Regions from separate parts of the Homo sapiens genome. Here region 2 is linked to region 1. The links are chromatin loops, found by intact Hi-C in ENCODE. Cell type or tissue: CD4-positive, alpha-beta T cell. All regions are shown on one strand. Links, peaks and the distances in the headings refer to the core of each region. The heading gives the core; the rest is flanking DNA.

Evidence for each region. A loop is a pair of places that touch in the nucleus more often than their neighbours do. Peaks named below come from ENCODE experiments on the same cell type or tissue, not always from the same donor. Only the 100,000 strongest peaks of a DNase experiment are listed, where the experiment ranks them.
Region 2: it touches region 1 in a loop (3-fold over the local background); 3 of 110 quality-filtered maps call a loop at or near these places.

What each region holds. Positions count from the first base shown.
Region 1 is chr7:139,596,752-139,607,055 of GRCh38, forward strand. It overlaps HIPK2 (homeodomain interacting protein kinase 2), which reads right to left. Exons shown (of 15, transcript NM_022740.5): 10 at 7,330-7,472; 11 at 3,666-3,845; 12 at 1-247. The region is part of intron 2 of LOC105375530 (a long non-coding RNA gene); the gene reads left to right. Among named protein-coding and RNA genes, the nearest start is that of CLEC2L, 78 kb to the left of the region's middle. In CD4-positive, alpha-beta T cell, for the core only: a CTCF peak has its summit at 5,565; a DNase peak (open chromatin) is centred at 5,600.
Region 2 is chr7:140,300,063-140,310,366 of GRCh38, forward strand. It overlaps LOC124901758 (a long non-coding RNA gene), which reads right to left. Exons shown (of 2, transcript XR_007060560.1): 2 at 1,221-2,495. Among named protein-coding and RNA genes, the nearest start is that of SLC37A3, 93 kb to the right of the region's middle. In CD4-positive, alpha-beta T cell, for the core only: a CTCF peak has its summit at 4,643; DNase peaks (open chromatin) are centred at 4,619 and 5,189.

The DNA.
Region 1 (10,304 bases), core at 834-8,833:
CGTGTCACTGCTGATGGTGATGACGCTGACCGTGGGGCTGGGAGTGTCGGGAATGACAATTGTCTGCCGCTGCCGTTCCCGGGTGGTGCTGGAGGCCACGTCGCCCCACCCACAGGTGACCGAGGTGCTGCAGGCCGGGCTACTGTGCACCATGGCACAGCGGGGAGGTGTGTTCTCCTTGACACGCTTGGATCGCTGTGGGGAGCTGATGGCCTGAGAGGAGGACACCTCACAGGTGGAGACATTTCTGTAATGAGAAAACCACACTCTCACACAGAGGAAGGTCAGGCCCCACAACTCCTTCGAAGGAGCCCAATTGCCTAGAAACACCTGCTTTGCCAAATCTCTGTAAAACACGTCAGTGGCTGCCCAATGAGCCTCCATCTGTGACTGGGAAAGGGATCATTCAGTGAGCGGCTACACAGGCCTTCTCTGGGCTCTGGTTTGGATCTACATGCCTGCTCCCAGCAGGACAAAGGGAGCAGCCAGGGCTTTCGGAGCAGGGAGGGGGCTCTTGTGCCCCAGGCTCTACAGGTCTTGTAGGAGCAGATGTCATGCCAGGATTCCAGCTGTGTTTGCCCCAACACACCCCCTCGCCTTCAGGGTCAAGGCCCTACTTCTGAGCTCTGTCTTGTGTCATCCCTTCAAAGGTACTTAAGTCTTGTTTTGGGGGTGGTGGAAGAATTGGTGTTTGCCACATCAAGCTTTGGTTTCCTTGCTAATGGTTATTCTACTGAAACATTCATTCCTTAAGAGTTTCAGGATCTAAAGGACCTAACCTTGGTGACCAGTGGTTCAGTTTTCCTTCTTTCCTCCTCTGGAAAAAGAACATGACCATCAAAGTATTTGTGTGCATATAATTGCTAAAAACCTTAAAAATGATTTTTCTGGATTTTGCCTCGTGGAGCCTCATGGGAGGCGCATTAGTCTAAATTGTAATAGAAAATTTGGAAAAGTGCAAGAGTTTTGAAAAAGCACTCTTAAAAAGAGAACTTTTAATCTTAATTTTGATCAACTTGAAATTCCTTACTAAATTAACCAGTGTGATTTTTGGTAACTTTAGGGGAAAAATACTTTCTCCCCTCCCTATTAGATCCTCACTGACTCTGGCACAGGGTGAACATCTTTTACCTGAAATGCTTGGTCCAGAAGTGTTTCGGATTTTTGTTTTCAGATTTTGGAATATTTGCATATACATAATGAGATATATTGGGGATGAAACCCAAGTCTAAACACAAAATTCTTTTGTTTCATATACACCTTATACACATAGCCTGAGGTCATTTTATACATTATTTTATAATAATTTTCTGGATGAAACAAAGTTTTGACTGAGACCACATGTCAGGTGTGGAATTTTCCACTTACGGCATCATGTCAATCCTCAAAAAGTTCCGAATTTGGGACAATTTTGGAGTTCTGGATTAGGGATGCTCAACCTGTAGTATCTATGCAGTGAGAGACTAACAGCAATGTATAATGAAACTCAGACTTTTATATGTCTTTAGAGATTCTAGCACCTTCTAGCTAAAGGGATGGCAGTAAAATGAAAATAATTCAATAAAGGTGGATTTATTTTCCTATCTAGCTAGTGCCAGATACATTGCTTGCTCCTTCTAGGGACTGGTAATATGTTTCACTGATATGATTGTACCATTGTTTGTACTTACTATAAACCTATGTATTTGTCGTTGCTAATACATTACAATTTTAAGATTATGTTTTTCACTACCAATGGTTTTAGTATCTCCACTTGGCATTGTTAAGGAAAAGTATGCCTGGCCACATCACCAACAAGGGAGAGACTTCTGGTCTTTCAGACTGTTTTGCTAAGGCATTGGTCTTAAAAATAAGCAAATACATACCTTTCACTATAATTATATCGATCTTGAAATGTACTGGCAATGAGGCTTCATGAAGTCAGCTGGGTGGTGAGTAAACAAAAAGGAGGGACTTGCTAAACAGGTTGGGAGGCTAAGGGTTCTTACTGCCCCTACTCAGCCAAGGTGAACCACAAAGATGCTAAGCTCAGTCCTGGGACAGAGTAGTGCTCCATGTGACCTTGCTGGGCATGACAGCCCATGAGGATTGAGACAGTGGACTTTGTTGCCACCCAGTCTAATAATGACATGGGTGAGCTGTCACAAGGCTGCCAAACAAAAGCGTTCTGGAAAGCTGCCAATGATCTGAGATAAATTTCCCTGAGTTGTCAGAAATACCCAAATAAGGAATCTTGGAGGATGACAACTTCAGCCCTTGGATGAATTTTTGAATAAGAATGAAAAGAAAAAGGCCTAGTTTCTGGTATCTGCTTATATGAGGAAGCAGAAAACCAAAATCACTAGACATTTTGTATACCAGATTTCTCTTGATTGACTTATCGCAAATAAGCAATTAAGCACCTCAAAGCTGTGCCATTAGGAAGAGATGCAGGAGCAATCCTGTAGTCACACGATCTCTCTCTCTCTCTCTGGCTTGGAAATCTCCATTTTTTAAAAAGTCAGGTTTATTAAGGTATAACTGACATATAGCAACATTTCTCCCTTTGAAGTGTTTGATGAGTTTTGACAAATGCACAGTCATAACCCCCCCTACAATCCAGACTTAGAGCTTTTCCCCTCAGGATTCTTCGCAGTCAATCTCCTCCTCTCCTACTGGTCTCTGGCAAGCCCTAATCGGATCTCTGTCTCTATGTTTTGCCTTTTCCGAAATGCCATATAGATGGAATCATACAGCATGCAGCCTTTTGTTGACCTTGATTTTTTCAAAGTGTTCATTGAGATGAGAATGGATTTAAAGGGAATGGGAAAGATTTGTGTTCTGCTGGTTAGTGTCTGGGATTAAACAAGCTATTGCTTCTATTTAAGCAAGGTGCTAAATCAGTTAAACTTCTGATCTTAGATACAAAGAAAGCACATTTCTTTAGTATTTTTTAAAACATTTTTAAACAACTTCAACATTTTAAAATATTTTAAAACAATTATTATGGTAAATTGTTTCCAAAATGAAACTTCAGGTGAAGCTGAGTGTTCTCCAGACAAGTAGAAAGTGACAAAAGATAATTTGCTTCACCAAACTTTAGTCAGGCTTGTGAACCTTCTCCTAGGTCTAACTGTGCACTCTGCTGTACAATCTACTTTTGGCAAAAAACCTTGCTAAGTCAGTTTAGCAAGAACCCACCATCCCTGATATCTGATCACCCTCGATATCTGATGAGGTTCCTCATCCTCCAGGTGTGATATCTGATCACCCGGGCCTGTCATTAGCAAGAATCCTGTTAGGTCAGTTTAGGCAGAATCTCCCTTACCCCTGATGCTTCCTCTTAGTAACTTCCCATCCACCGACACCCCCCAACCCTGCCTTGGCTATAAATTTTCACTCGCCCACGCTGTATGGAGTTGAGCCCAATCTCTCTTGCCCACTGCAAGATTCCATTGCATCCATCCCTACACTATTACCACGGTCTTAAACCAAGTGCTTCCTGCAAACCCTAGGCCAAACCAGGTGGTACAGGATGTTTTGCTAGTCACTGCAGGAAGAGGAGTGCCCCCATCCCATGCAACTGTCCCATGTTCAGAGTGGGTGCTGATACTCCCTAAACTACATTTCTTTAGCACTCACATCCCCTGGGATTTCTCTTCCCTAGGGTGGCTCTCACCACCTACCTCACAGATGACTGGTGCTGCTTACTCTTCCGGGAGGAGGTGGTGCTGGTTGGCTGCTGCCGCATCACGTGGGCCACACCCACATTTAAGGGCTGTGCTGCTGGAAGGGTCACATGACCGGTCAATAGTGCAGGCTGCTGCATGATGGGATTATAATGGCTTCCGTGAGCATGCGTATTTCTGAAAGGCAACCGGGACAACAAGGTGCCTTAGAGGTGTTCTAAAAGTAGAGCTCCTCTATAAGATCAAGCTTCCTCCCCAATTAAACGCTGACTGCAGTTGGTTATCTCACTAGCTGTGCAGCTGCTGAAGGGATGAGCCTGGCCATGTGTGCTCAACGGGTGGGTTTCTTCTACTCATAAGGAGTAGGTGAAACATAACTGGCTGTGAGTGAGAAAGAGGACTTTCAAGTGGGAAGAATGCCAAGTACACCGGCTCCAAGTTTTTAAGTTCTAGGGACTGGAGATAAATATTCCCTCCAACTTTTAAAGTCCCTGAGCACCTAGGTGTTTATCCTGAACAATATTCTATTTTAGAATTTACAGGCCAGGTATGGTGGCTCACACCTGTAATCCCAGCACTCTGGGAGACCGAGGAGGGCAGACGGCTTGAGCTCAAGAGTTTGAGACCAGCCTGGGCAACATGGCAAAACCCCCTTTCTACCAGAAATACAAAAAATTAGCTGGGCATGGTGGGGTGCACCTATGGGCCCAGCTACTCGGGAGGCTGAGGTGGCAGGATCACTTAAGCCTGGGAGGCAGAGGTTGCATGAGCCGAGATTGTGCCACTGCACTCCAGCCTGGGTGACAGAGCGAGACACTGTCTCAAAAAAAAAAAAAAAGTTTCACCTTAATTTTATAAAAAAAATTTTTAAATGAAGAAAAAGCGGAATTTACACAGTGTCTTCAATGGGTTATTTTATTCCACTCTGTGACGTAGGCAGGATATCTTAGCAATACCATTTTATTAAAGAAGAAATTATACTTTACGTGAAAAACAAACTTTGAAGCCTGGGAGCCATATGCTTCTGGTGTTAGGAAGTGTTAATGTTCTTTTGAATTCCCTCAGTGGCTGGAACAATGCTCAGGCATATAGCAGCTGATCAATTAATTACACGCTTGCTGAATGAATAATTAGATTAACTGAAGGTTGACTAGACAAGTATAAAGTTGGTATTAAATCAAAATTAATAACAGTCATGATAGAAATACTGGCAGCCCTCATCCTAAAAACGGGTTATGTTTCACAATTCTTATAATTTGGGTTGTATGAAGCTTAAAGCCTTGTTTTCCCACAGAAATGTTAAAGGTGGTGACTGACTCAGAGATTGGCCCATAAGAGCTCATTTAACACATAATAAAATTCAAAGCTAAAGGATAATTCATTTGAATTTTAGAAAATTATAAGAACCTATTGTTGCAACATGGGGAAAAGGATGAACAGGAAAAAAGAAGTAGATGAACACTTTTGTAGGGATTTTGATAGCGCCTTTTGGGCATTTACATGGACTTTAGAAACTCATATTATGGCTTCTTTTTTTTTTTTTTTTTTTTTGAGATGGAGTCTCAGTCTGTTGCCCAGGCTGGAGTGCAGTGGTGCGATCTCGGCTCACTGCAACCTCTGCCTCCTGGGTTCAAGCGATTCTCCTGCCTCAGCCTCCCGAGTAGCTGGGATTACAGGCGTGCACTGCCACGCCCAGCTAATTTTTGTATTTTTAGTAGAGGCGGGGTTTCGCCATGCTGACCAGGCTGGTCTCAAACTCCTGACCTCAGGTGATCTGCCTGCCTTGGCTTCCCAAAGTGCTGGGATTACAGACGTGAGCCACTGCATCCGACCAAGAAACTGATATTATGGCTTCTTTATTTTGTTGTAGCTCTTTCTCCTGTAGACAGGTGGCACTCTTTCTCTTTTGAGTCAGGCCTAGCACTGGTACTTCTGTTTGTTAGCCACAATAATAGATGTTCTTTGGCTCACACATGAAATGGAGAGAGACCAGGAAGAGAGTATGCTGGCTTTAGATGTCTCCTGTGGTCACTAGGTAAGAGATGTCAAAACGAAAGGAAGGAGGGAGGAGGAATAAGAAAATATGTAGGAATTAGTAAGTGTATGTGTATTTCTGAAATTAGATGAGCTATAAATGCTGAAAGACAAAAGGGAAAAAAAGGAATATGTCATGTGTGTGGTCTTTTAGGAGAAAAAGGGGCGAGGGAAAAAAAAAAACCCAGTTGGTCAGACAGCTTTCCACTCGGCTGCTCCTAAGGAGCTGGAGGAGGAAAGGCAATCTTGCTGAGCATGGGCCGATGTGATAGTGGGGAGGGAAGATGACAGGTTTATTTAATGCCTGTCATGTACCGGGCACTGCGATGGTGCATGTTAAATATAGGCCAAGTGCTTTGTATTTTATCTTACTTTAAACCTCCCAACAATCCTGTGAAGCAGGCATTACTATCCCCACTTTATTGAAGAAGAAACTGAGGTGCATAAAGGTTAACTTGCCCCAGGTCATGCAGAGCCAGGATTGAACTCAGCTCTACATGGTTTGAGATGGAGTCTCACTCTGTTGCCCAGGCTGGAGTGGTGGCATGAGGGCGTTGCCAGAAGGGAAGTGAGTGGGACTGTGGGGAAGGGCCCAGGTACTCTGTACTGGGCAGAAAATGAACTGGAGGAATGGAGGAAGCTGCAGTAGGGGTCTGACTGGGGGCTTATATCACCACCTTTCTTCTTTTCTCGGAGAGATCTTAATTCACAATAGCCTTGTAGGTCAGAATAAGAACTGTGGGAGGTTCCCTGTGTGATATGGAGGCTGTCAGGGGGTTGAGGGGAGTGACCTGTCCTGATATTCGTGCAGAATGAGAGATAGCCCAATAGGGCCATGAGGAGTTGGGGACAACTTGGAGGGTTGCCATCTGGCTCTGCACTGGTGAAGGGGCCATTGTGGTGGTGTTCGGGGGAAGGTACAAGGGTATCTAGCCATAAAAATAACAGAGGAGCGCATCTGTGAGGAAATCATGAGTTGGGCAGGGTAGAGTTCTGGAAACAGATGCAGGGGGTATGCTGTGCTGGCAGGCAGTCAGGTGGACGCCTCTGGGGTGTGTGGGAAGTAGACTCTGATCTGTAAGATATGACTATTAACTGAAGAGGCACACTCAGCAAACATGCCAGCATTTACCCTTCCAAATAAACCCCATTCTGTCAAGCCATCCCGTGGGAGGTCAGATAGACTCCAGAGTACCCCCGTCTCAAACATCTTCAGAACACTTTCTAGAATTGCTTAGGGCTTTGGGGACCCTCTTCTGCATTCTTTCACTGGTGACAGACCTTTGTTTTCTGAACGTAGAATTTAATTCTGAGAAACTACCAAACATCATCCAGAACCAAGTCTGGTGAATTACACTGATGAGTAAATGACATAACTGAATTCTGGGTGGAAATGACAACCAAGCATAAATTAATGAAACTGATTTTCTTGTATCCTGGTATATTATTTAAAAATTGCTTCTTGTTACCCTGCACTCATAGTCCACACAATATTTTTAGAAGCTTTAAAAAGCTCTCTACAAACCGGGGAATTGAAGTACAGGCCAGCCTGGCAGCCCTGTGTTGGCAGTGGACGTGCCTCCCATCCCAGACACACCCACTCACCCTAGAGGGGTTTCCTGCTTACCTCCAGTCCGCCAGCTGCTGGGTGCCTGCCATGGTCTCGGGAATCACGGTGGCATGCTGCACTGATGTGTGGGTGGCCACTCCAGTCAGTTGCTGCCATGCTGGGGGAAGCAGGATCTGCTGGGTCCCACTTGGCCAAGCCTGCTGTAGAACACAGGACATGTGCAATGACCATGTTTGCTAATCACATAATTGATTTGCATGAACCCACACTTATTCTGTGCCTGGGGTTGTGCTAGACATTCTCATGGGTGTGAGAGTGAGGGCCTGGTCTCTGGCCTCAAAAACTAAAGTAAGGGGAGATAAACAATGAACATACAGGCCGGGTGCAGTGGCTCACGCCTGTAATCCTAGCACTTTGGGAGGCTGAGGAGAGCGGATCACGAGGTCAGGAGATCCAGACCATCCTGGCTAACACAGTGAAACCCCATCTCTACTAAAAATACAAAAAATTAGCTGGGCGTGGTAGCGGGCACCTGTAGTCCCAGCTACTTGGGAGGCTAAGGCAGGAGAATGGCATGAACCTGGGAGGTGGAGCTTGAAGAAGTGAGCCGAGATGGCGCCACTGCACTCCAGCCTGGGCGACAGAGCGAGACTCCGTCTCAAAAAAAAAAAAAAAAAAAAAAAAAAGAACATATATGAACTAAGTAGAAGATAATTAAGTACAGGGACACAGCTGTATGGAAGGGATTCATTCATGTTGAAGAATGATTTCTTTATAAATTTGCTCTAATGAGCAATGCTTGAAGTTTCTGAAAGTTTATTTATTTACTTGTTCTGTCCCACAACTATGTACAGGGGATTAGGGTAGTTGAGTTGAGCTAGATGAGGGTGACCGCTGGCCCTCAAGAAGCTTTCTGCCTAGTATCCTTTATTTAACATTTTACCTTTGATTTATCAATTAGAATCTAGGTTCCAGCTTGTGTTATCTTCTGAATCTAAGTTTACACAATTCTAAGATCACCAAATATCTGGAACCTACATCTGAGAGCAAGCAAGTATGAAGTAAAATTCTTAGCTGTGACTATAGCTTAATTGAGAATTACTTTGATTTCTCAAAGCAAAAATGAGAGAGAGGCGGAAGTCACTGCTTGAACCTAATTTTTCTAAGAAATCTAAAATGAACGTTTGTGATTCTTCCTTGATAGATTCACTGGTGTGTGTGTGTGTGTGTGTGTGTGTGTATGTTGTGTTTTAAGCTCTTTTAATCCATGATCACTATTCTGCTTGTCTTTGGTCATTAGATGATTCAGACTGAATACCACTGCCTAAAGTTGGACACTTAAAGCATAGTCACTAAGGTAAAATACCTTTTGGACAGATCAAATATTTAAAGGTTTGATATCTTAGCCATCTCTCTTTCTATCAGAGTGGATGTGACTAACATTGGGTAATTTATCGAATGCAGTGCTTCACAAACTGTGCATGTGCTCAGTGTGGGTGTTTTATAGGTACAAATACGCAATTCTGGAAATGGATTACAGATTTGAGTCAGGGCCTAAAAAACATTGACGCTTATAAAAATGAGAGAATCACATTTGAGAGCTGAGTGGACCAGTTCACCTGTTCCGTTATTTTCATGTTGCACCTGAGGCCCAGTGCAATCTCTTAGATGTTTTTGATACTGTTTGTTTGCTTTTGATATAGGCAGAAGCTCAGGGACCATGCGCATACCATGAGTGCTTAATATCTGTTGATAAAATGAAAGAAGCAACTCTACCAACGCTATTAACTACAGTTAATTGTATTTCAGGTTTACTTAACTCACAGAAAGCGGAAACATAATTTAATTGATTAAAACAGTTGCAAATTCCAAATATTAAATAAATAACAATTTCGTTTGCAGTAAGGTTTCTACTGACTTAGCCAATTGGAACTCATTTCAGAGCTCATGAAAAGCATTAGTTTTAACTAATGTCATTTAAAAAATAAATCTTGATATCAAGCTAAGGTTATCATTTTTCTTCTATTTCCCTGAAATGGATATTAACATTTTACCTCAAAGAGATAGGGTAGAAAGACTATTTTTGACTTATTTCACTGATTGATATGCTTGGCTCATTTGTGACAACGCTTCATCAGACATTTTTATAATTTATTACTACTAACAAGAATGAAGTGAACATTTCTTAATGGATATTGTGTGCCAAACACAGAGTTAAGTCATAAATGAGTTTCTGACTACTTCTTTTTTCTGACTTCTTAATACCAGTTCTGTGAGGTAGGGACTGTTATTTTCTTCCATTTCTAAGATTAATAAATTGAGACACAGAGAGGTTAATAATATTAATAACTTGCCCTGAAATATGGTAAATTAAACATATACATTTATTGCCTTCTTTACACTCAACTAAAATGATAGTAAAGGAATAAAAAATACAGATTCATAAGGGCAAAGAGAGTAGGAGAGAGGCAATCACCATGAATAAAATTTTAGAAGCTGAAAAACTGATGGACAATTACTAAGTGAATTAACAGACTGAAGGAATCTAAGATCAGGTCTTCATTTCCCCTTAGTTCCCAGATCCTTGGTGTACATGCTTATACCACCCTCCACTCCCCGCCCCAAAGCAGGAGGCTAGACAATTCTCTCTAGGGGAAATGACTAGTCCAAGAGAAAATAACTACAGATATGACATTTAAGGATCAGGGGATCTGTCAGTGAAAATGCTGGACTTGCCTCTTTTCAGTCTATAGAGAAGCCCACATTCAATAGTCTCTCCCCTACCCTCCAGGTTTCCAATTAGTTTTTTAGTGCTTTAGTCTTAAATAGGAATGAATAGCTAATGATCACCAGACAGTAAAGGAAGCCTCTAACCTGAAAGAGAATAAAATAAGCAAACAAAAGAAAGAGGAAACAAAAACAGTGTGGGAATCAGAAGAAAATTTTCTAAAATCTATAATTAATGCCTTTACAGAGTTAAAAAATATATCCATGAAACAAGATCATATAAAGAATCAATATCTATATTCAGA
Region 2 (10,304 bases), core at 826-8,825, 700 kb after region 1:
TAATGGTTTTCTTGATTGATTCCTGGCTCACTGATTGCCATCTTCTCCCTGAGTCCTCACATGGCCGAACTGGTGAGGGAGCTCACTGGGGGTTAGGATTTTTACATATGAATTTCGTGGGGCACACAAATATTCAGACCATTCCAGGACTGGGACTGCAGGTGCAGGCCACCTCACCTGGCTAATTTTTGTATTTTTAGTACAGACAGGGTTTCACTATGTTGGCCAGGCTGGTCTTGAACTCCTGACCTTGTGATCCATTCACCTCAGCCTACGAGGGCTCACCAGAGCCCTGTGAGGAGGAGTTGGAATGGCCACTTTATTTATGCAGCAGTCATTGATGAAAACCCAGTTTCACCCACACTTGTGGATGGAGAGGGAAGCAAGGCTCCTCATGCCCTCATTATGCAATTTGTGGGTAACAGCCTCCAGGTCTCCAGTGGTTTCTATGGGGCAGGCAGTCCAGGGCCCTAATGTGGGCTTCAAGGGCTGGTCACCAGTCGATTACCCACTGGGGTAGCCCAACTTCAGGCTCTGGTCACCACCCAGCGGTTGGAAAATCACCTTCAAAGGTGCTGTGAGCAGGTGAACGTCACAGACCCACACGAGAGCACGGGCTGGCTTGGGAACTGCTGTCCTGTCGGTTAACAGCCCAATAGGTTAACAGGATAGGCCTAGGCTACTTTTACCAGATCCCTGGATCTCCCTAAAAAAAGGATCCTGACAATACCGGTCTCTAGATCCTTTCTAGAAATGCAGAATCAAATGCCATACCAGAGGACAAATGAATCTGAATCTTGCTTTTTTTTTTCTTTTTTTCTTTTTTGAGATAGGGTCTCACTCTTGCCCAGGCTGGAGTGCAGTGGCGCAATTATATTATGTAATAGGTCACTGTAGCTCTGACACCTACCCCGCCAACCACGGAGCTCAAGCGATCCTCCCACCTCAGCCTCCTGAGTAGCTGGGACTACAGGCATGTGTCACCACGCCCAGTTAATTTTTTATTTTTTTGTAGAGGAGACAGGATCCCCCTGTCTTGCCCAGGCTGGTCTCAAACTCCTGGGCTCAAGTGACCCTCCTGCCTCAGCCCCCCAAAGTGCTGGATTTACAGGCATGAGCCATTGCACCTGGCCTGAATTTTGCATTTTAGTAAGATCCCAAGTGACCTGTACCCACGTTCAAGGTTGGGAAGGACTGGCCTACATCTTTCATTGTGTGTGTATTTTTAAATAAATGTTTTTATTAAAATAGAGCACACATACAGAACCATTTGATAAATTATCACAAAGTGAATCCATAGAGGCACCCAGCCCCCCGATTAAGAAATAGAATAGGGCTAGGGTTAATAGCACCCTAGAAGTTCTCTTTCCCAGACACTCACCCCCAACCCTGGTCCCCAAAGGTAACCAATATTCTCGCTTCTAATGGCATAAGTTAATTTGATCCACATTTGTTCTTCATGTACATGGAATCATATTGCACGTATTTTTTTGTGTCTGGCTGCTTTCGTTTGTGAGATTCTAAAATCCTCACTAGGAACCCCAGCCTTCCACTGTGTACTTACACATTTTATACTGCTCTCTCATGTTTCCTGAGTCTTCTATCCCCAGAAAACTGTAAAGTTAAGGAAAGCCCATTTTATCCAAATAAATATTTAGCGAGCACCCACACTGTGCCAGGATTGTGGGGGGCTGAACCCCAACATGTGTTGCCAAATCGAGAGTTCCGTGTCATGTGAGGCATCTTGCCTAAGTAGTTTTCAGGGATGTGGAAGATTCACGTTGGTATGTGATTTCAATCTCTGAAAGGAATTTATTACCTGCCCTAAAGACACCCCAAACTGCACTTCAGCACACAGCTAACAAGTGACAGCAGGCTTCTCGCTTATGTCTTTAGAACACATCATAAAACCTAGTTCCCAGGAGCTGCTGTCTCGATGATTTCTGCTTTTCTTCAAGTGTTATTTGGTTAAATATTGAGATTCCCTCAGCTAAAAGTTATAAGTCTCTCAGAAAGCTGTTGATGCTTGTTCTTCTCAGGGCTTCCAGAAATAAATTATGCACGGACACTTTCCCCATTGATGGTTGTGACACTTAAGCCCTCTTGTTTGTTTAATTTTTAAAATATTTTTGAGACAAGGTCTCACTCTGTCGCCCAGGCTGGAGGGCAGTGGTGCAATCATGGCTCACTGCAGCCTCAACCTCCAGGGCTCAAGTGATCCTCCCACCTCTCAGCCTTCCCAGTAGCTGGGACTACAGATGCGTGCCACCACACCTGGCTAGTTTTTGTATTTTTTGTAGAGACAGGGCTTTGCCATGTTCCCCAGGCTTGTCTTGAACTCCTGGGCTTAAGTGATCCACCCGCCTCCATCTCCCAAAATGACAGGATTACAGGCATCAGCCACCGTGCCTGCCTTCTTGTTTGATTTGTTCACTGTCAGTGTTGCTGAGACCAATAGTCAGTCACCTTCTTTCTGGGCCTTGATTTTCTCATCTCTGAAAAGGAGGAAATGTATTACATCAGAGGTTTCTAACCTGAAATCCCTGGATCTCCCAGGGAATCCATTAATCCCTGGAAATTATATGGAAGATTATGCATGTGTGTATTCGAGGGGAAGGGAGTCCGGAATAACTACCCCCATCCCCTCCCAAAATTAAACACCATCATGCTCAGTAATACCCAATAATTTTTTTGTTTGTTTGTTTTTTTGAGACAGAGCCTCCCTCTGTCACCCAGGCTGGAGTGCAGTGGTGCAATCTCGGCTCACTGCAACCTCCGCCTCCCAGGTTCAAGCAATCCTCCTGCCTCAGCCTCCCGAGTAGTTGGCATTACAGGCACCTGCCACCACACCTGACTAATTTTTGTATTTTTAGTAGAGACGGAGTTTCCCCATGTTGGCCAGGCTGGTCTCGAACTCCTGACCTCGAGTGATGTGCCTGCCTTGGCCTCCCAAAGTGCTGGGATTACAGGTGTGAGCCCCCACATCCAGCCCCCAAGAACATTTTGGAGCACTATCATTCCACAATCATGTGGCTACTTGTGTCAGCTGCAGAGCATCACTTTTGCTAAGTGTCTGGTTCCAGCTGAATCTTAAGAAAAGGTGATTCACTTTGCCTTTTTCCTTCCATAAGTTTTTCTGCCCTAACAGAAAGAATACTGTAAAAGTGCAACACCTCTTAATAGCGTCGCCCTCTGATCTCTTCAGGTGAAGGTCATTTCATTTAAAATAGCAAGGTCCTGAATCACGTCCATCAATTTTCATATAACCTCAATCTGGGTCCTTTTGTATTTGGCTGGCTTGTTTTCTAAATGCTGGAGCTATTCTAACCCTCAGAACGTGTCTGCAGGTCTGGTTATCATAACCAAATGGATGGGAGACGGGAGCATACCAATATATTTGGAACAATTCAACAATCCAATTTTCTCTACCCAGAGAAACAGCTCTGCAGCAGCCCCGAATGGCTACACATGCCAGGTTTGCCTAATTGGACATGGGTGTTAGCCCATCACCTGAGCAAAGGAGGGAAGCAGAACCCTCCCTGCCTGTCATGTTCAGAGCTCATTAGTTCCCACACAATCACATTAGGTTACAGATTTTCTGTGTGCCAGTTCCCCAGCGGTACCCTAGCAACAAGTTGAGCCAACAGTTTTCATTACAAACTGCCTTGGTCAGTATAAAGGAACCATCTTATATTTCTTCCAGAGAGCAAAACATGCTAGACTCTTAAGTGTTCTTAATAATTGGCTTCACTGCAGATGATAGAGGTGGTTTCAGAACTCATCCTCTTCCTAAAATATGTATTTCTCTGTTCTTAGTTCTCTAAAGAAATAGAGCTCCATGGCCTAGCGCAGTGCCTCACGCCTGTAATCTCAGCACTTTGGGAGGCCGACGTGGGTGGATCACCTGAGGTCAGGAGTTCGAGACCAGCCTGACCAATATGGTGAAACCCCGCCTCTACTAAAATTACAAAAAATTAGCTGAGCGTGGTGGCATGCGCCTGTAGTCCCAGCTACTCAGGAGGCTGAGACAGGAGAATCTCTTGAACTCGGGAGGCGGGGAGGTTGCAGTGAGCTGAGATTGCGCCACTGCACTCTAGCCTGGGCGACAGAGCAAGAGTGCATCTCAAAAAAAAAAAAAAAAAAAAAGGAAAAAAGGAAAAAAGAAATAGAGCTCCATGATCAACCTTTGTGACTCCAAGTGTGGCCCACGAACCAACCACCGCAGCATCATTTGGAGATTGCTAGAAATGAAAACATCTCAGCCCCACTCCAGACCATCTGGGCTAGAATCTGCACTTTAACCAGATCTTCAGGTGACTCACACATGCAAATTCAAAAAGTACTCCAGAGAAATCACCCAAAGCCCCACTAGTAGACAGTATCTGCCTTACATCTGTGACCTTCTAGCAAGTAATTCATGATCACTAAATGTGAGCCTCTTTCCTTCTCCCTGTTAAAACCCAGGGCACCACCAGAGAAGCTTAGAGGGAGGAAGGGAAGGAGAAACAGGCCCAGAAGATGAAGAACTTGGAGAGAGAAGGAGTAATGAAGATGGAGGAGTGAAAAATGAAAGGGCTTGGGGTGGCCTTCAGAGCCTCCCCATAAGGGGTTTTAGGCCTTCAGGGTGTTCTCCGTAGTCACACACTGCCTCCTAGAGTTACTTGGTTAATAGTCTCTAAATAGGACTCACTTTTTAACTTTGATGACTTTTGAAAAGAAATGCATGTCTCAGGTTTTATGTGCATGTTATAATTTTTCTTTTTGAGACAGGGTGTCACTCTGTTGCCCAAGCTGGAGTGCAGTGGCACTATCTCAGCTCATGGCAACCTCTGCCCCCCAGGCTCAAGCCATCCTCCCACCTCAGCCTCCCAAGTAGCTGGGACTACAGGCGTATGCCACTACACCTGGCTAATTTTTGTGTTTTTGTAGAGCCAGAATTTTGCCATGTCACCTAGGCTGGTCTTGAACTCCTGGGCTCAAGTGATCTGCCCACTTCGCCCTCCCAAAGTGCTGAGATTACAGGTATGAGCCACCATGCCCAGCCATATTTTTTTCTAATACACATTAAAATAGATTCGTGGCTATTAACATTTTGTGAAGTGTTGTTTGTAACCACTGCAGACGATCCCTGGGGACACCTGATCTGGAAGAATGATAGTCCAAGTGGTGCAGGAAGTCCCCTGAGAGCTGGCACAAAATCTACAGGGCTGGTTCTATATCCTCTTTTGTGTGTGTGTGTGTGTGTGTGTGTGTGTGTGTGTGTGTGTGTGTGTGACGGAGTCTCGCTCTGTCACCAAGGCTGGAGTGCAATGGCGCAATCTCAGCTCACCGCAACCTCCGCCTCCCGGATTCAAGCAATCTTCCTGCCTCAGCCTCCCAAGTAGCTGGGATTACAGCCATCCACCACTATGCCCAGCTAATTTTTGTATTTTTAGTAGAGACAGGGTCTCACCATGTTGGCCAGGCTGGTCTTGAACTCCTGATCTCAGGTGATCCCACCTGTCTTGGCCTCCCAAAGTGCTGGGATTACAAGCATGAGCCACCATGCCCGGCTTTTTTTCTTTTTTCTTTTTGAGACAGAGTCTTGCTCTGTCACCCAGGCTGGAGTGCAGTGACATGATCACAGCTCACTGCAGCCTGGACCTCCTATCCTCCCTCCCGAGTAGCTAGGACCACAGGTATGCACCACCATGCCTGGTCAATTATTTTTTTATTTTTTTTATTTTTTTAGTAGAGATAGAGTCTCATTATGTTGGCCAGGCTGGTCTCGAACTCCTGGGCTCAAGTGATCCTCCCACCTTGGTCTCCCAAAGTGTTGAGACTACAGGCATGAGCCACTGAACTGGGCTGAGGTTCGTACTATTTTCTCATGTGTCTAAACTGCATTGCAGGACACAAGGGTGTGGTATAATAGTTGTTATTCAGCCAAGTTAAAGCAGCAGTCCACTGCAGATCAGGAGGACCACTCACATAGAACCTGCTTAAGGGTAGTGGCAAGAACTTGGAATAATGATTGCAGATTAGGCCAAGCACAGTGGCTTATACCTGTAATCCTGGCACTTTGGGAGGCTGAGGCAGGCAGACCACTTGAGGTCAGGAGTTTGAGATCAGCCTGGCCAACATGGTGAAACCCCGTCTCTACTAAAAATGCAAAAATTAGTCGGGCATGGTGGCAGGTGCCTGTAGTCCCAGCCACTCAGGGGGCTGAGGCAGGAGAATTGGTTGAACCCACAAAGCAGAGGCTGCAGTGGGCCGAGATGATGCCACTGCACTCCAGCCTGGGTGACAGAGTGAGACTCCATCTCAACAACAAAAAAAAGATTGTAGATTAACAAGCAAATGTTTGCTTAATACTGTAAGTTAACATAAGGCACATGGGTTAGGTTGGCTAGAGTCCTGACTACAGCAGCCATCCAAGACCATCATCTGGGTTCAGAGCATGGATCTAAAAGAAGCAAGAAGCCCTCATCTGGATGTCGGTTGGCCTGAAGGAGCCTGGGGGCCTCTGATCTCCTGCAAGTCACGGCCACGCTTTCCTTCACTTAGCAGCTGGCCTCCACAGAGATGTCAGCAATTCGTAGGAACGGTTGTTCCCTTTATCCTTTGAGAAAAGGGACATGCAAAATAAGCCAAACATTTTCTAGTGTGAACAGACTGAGGTGCTACTTTTAAAAAGAAACAGGGAGCAACCGAAAAGTCCAATGGAAAACAGAAAATAACCAAGAGGTCAGAAACTAACACCAGAGAAGAAAGTAGCAATGATTTAAATGTGCGCATTAACAGTTCACAGGAATGGAACAGAGTTTCCATACGCTGAAAGGTGAGTCTCTTTTCCATCTCCACCGAGAGCACAACTTCAAAGGAACAGACTCAAATTGTCGGAAGGGCTAAAAAGAACAACTTTGACTTGTTAGGGATATCAGACTCTGATCCAAACTAACAAAGGAAATAATGTGCTCGCCTTGGAAAATCTTTTTTTTTAAATGGATAGCTTAAAAAAAAAAAGTGCGCCTGGCTGTATTGTGGGCTAGGGGCGGGTTCTGGCTGGACATTAGGGGTAGAGTCTCTGGTGTCTTTCAATCGGTTATAAAAAGCTCCTAGGCCCTCAGTCCAGTCTTTTCTAGAAGTACAATTAATTATATTGCATTAAATATTGCCTGCGGTAAGTGGGCCATCAATGAAGCTGAGTCTTTCTGTTATTTCTGTTTCCGTGCTTTGAAGACAAGTGTCCTCTCACAGAGCTCTTTGTAAACAGACTTTCTGCCAATTGAATAGAGTAGATTAATTGCACTATAGGAGGAGGGAGAACTTGCAATGTAAAGTGATTCTATGGTACGCTTTACTGTAAAAATGAGAGTCTATTGTAAATGTGGGTTTTTGAAAAGCAAAATGGAAGAGCCCAGGCCAGGTAAAAGAATGAATTCCCATCGCACATAGGATAGAGAAGCAGGGCAGCCGGCAGGTGCCGCATGCACATAAAGCTGTTAGCACCATGCCTAGCCCTGAGGACTCAAGCAACCCATGGAAGCTCCTGAAATACTATCAGCCTGTTTGGATACTGTTATCCTCCTATTCTCCCACGTCTACATAAGCACCAGCAATGACGGAGGATTAAGATTTCATCTAGTGCTCATCAATCTCTTAAATCTCTGTTCAGGAACTGACAGTGGTTCAAATCCCAGCTCTCAGCCGGGCACGGTGGCTCATGCCTGTCATCCGAGCACTTTGGGAGGCCGAGGCGGGTGGATCCCTTGAGGCCAGGAGTTTGAGACTAGCCTGGCCAACATGGTGAAACCCTGTCTCTACTAAAAATACAAAAATTAGCTGGGTGCGGTGGTGGGCACCTGTAATCCCAGCCACTCAGGAGGCTGAGGCAGGAGAATCACTTGAACCCAGGAGGCAGAGGTTGCAGTGGGCCAAGATCATGCCATTGCACTCCAGCCTGGTCGACAAAAGCAAAACTCCGTCTCAAAAAAACAAAAAAACAAAACAAAACAAAACAAAAAAAACCCGCCCTCCTCTCTCTCCACTTAGGTCAAGCCAACCTTCTCCCTAACCTCTGCAAAACTTCAGCTCCTCCCTGCTCTTGCCTTTTTCCGCACTCCTGGGAGCAAAGAGATGAAAACAGATGGTTGCAAATGACTCCTATGGACTGGAGCTGAAATGTAGGTTGAAGGTAACAGTGGAGAGAGTACAGGCAAACAAAGCCCAAAGTCCAGCTCCTTCTCCTCAGCTTTCTGCTCCCTCCAACTTTCCTCTGGAAAGTTCTCAACAGTAAACAGCTCACACAGTTCGGGAAGTTTGAGGGGCTTGCACTTTTTCCATGAAACTCTTCAAACAATCATATGAAAATATATTGCAATTATTAGACATCTGGTTTACCCAAATAATATTATATACAAGTACCATTTAATACAGAAGTCGGATTTTACTGCTTTTGGTGAAAGGCCAGAGTGAGATTAAAGAGCAAAGAACAGCACAATGTAACCTGAAGTTAGAGTCAGAGTGAATAACATTGCAAAGGAACTTTCAAAGGAGGAATTATTTCTGGGTCAATTTAACTGTAGAGTCTAAAATAACTTTAGCCGCCAGCTCAGAAGATAAAGTCTAAACGGACATGTCTGTGTCAAAGAGTAAGAAACTAGCTTTTTCTGAAACATTTCTTTCTTTCTTTTTTTTTTCTGAGACGGAGTCTTGCTCTGTCACCCAGGCTGGAGTGCAGTGGCACGATGTCGGCTCACTGCAACCTCCGCCTCCTGGGTTCAAGCAATTCTCTGCCTCAGCCTCCCGAGTAGCTGGCATTACAGGCACCTGCCACCACGCCCGGCTAGTTTTTGTATTTTTAGTAGAGACGGGGTTTCACCATCTTGGCCAGGCTGGTCTTGGACTCCTGACCTCGTGATCCACCAGCCTTGGCCTCCCAAAGTGCTAGGATTACAGGCGTGAGCCACTGCACCTGGCCTGAAACATTTCTCAAGTGAATACACATTAGAATTATCCCCCAAACCTTTCTAGTGAAAAGGGTTGATCGATTGGAAGGGTCTAGATGTGTCACTCCTCAGTCCAAACTGCTGAGTGGGAAATGGGTTCCAGAAAAGGCTTGTCTCCGTTTGGAAAACATAAAGTTGGCCAGCGAATGATGCATTAAGGTCAAGTCTAATCACTGTAAATGTTGTGTCCTCTGCAGCCCGCCTATGAGGCAGCTGGGGCTTCAGCTCTCTGAATTTACAGTCTAAGAATCTGTCTCTGCTTATCCTGCCTTCTGCCCTTTTGTAGGTTAAATGTGTCCCCCAAAAAGATATATTGACTCTTAACCCCAACTACCTGTAAAGGTGACCTTATTTGGAAATAGGATCTTTGCAGATATAATCAAGTTTAAACGAGGTCATACTTAATTAGAGTGGGCCCTACTCCACTATGACTGGGGTCCTTATAAGATCAGGAAACAGAGACAGAGATACACACAACACAGAGGGAAGACAATGTGAAGAGATCTAGGGAGAATGTCCCGTGATGACGGAGGCAGAGATTGAAGCGGTGCATCTACAAGCAACAGACCACCCAGGATTGTTGGTGACACCAGAAGCTGGAAGAGGCGAGGAAGGATTCCCCACTGGAGTCTTCAGAAGGAGGCCAGCCCAACAGAGACCTTGACTGCAGACCTCTAGCCTCCAGAACTGTGACAGAAGAAATCACTGTTTTTTGTTGGCCGCAGCGGCTCATGTCTATAATCCCAGCACTTTGGGAGGCTGAGGCAGTGGATCACCTGAGGTCAGGAGTTCAAGACTAGCCTGGCCAACATGGTGAAACCCCGTCTCTACTAAATATACAAAAATTAGCCAGGCATGTTGGCACACACCTGTAATCCCAGCTGCTTGGGAGGTTGAGGCAGGAGAATCACTTGAACCCAGGAGGCAGAGATTGCAGTGAGCCAACATCATGCCACTGCACTCCAGCCTGAGCAACAGAGCAAGACTTGGTCTCCAAAAAAAAAAAAAGGAAAAGAAATTGCTGTTGTTTTAAGCTCCCCAGGTTGTGGTCACTTTTACACAGCCCTAGCAAAGTCACACATCCCCAGATGGCTTTGTCCTCTCCTCTCCTTCCGGTAATCCCTCCCTGCCCTCGTCCACAGAAATGCAGGTTCACAGAAACACAGGTGTGTCAGTCCACAGCCACAGACCTCCACACACAGCTCCCCAAATGCACACACACACACACACAAATACACATTTTATGTGTAACTACGGAACTGCAGATTACAGATGCTTTCATTCTGTCTCTTTTTTTTAACTTTTATTATGGAA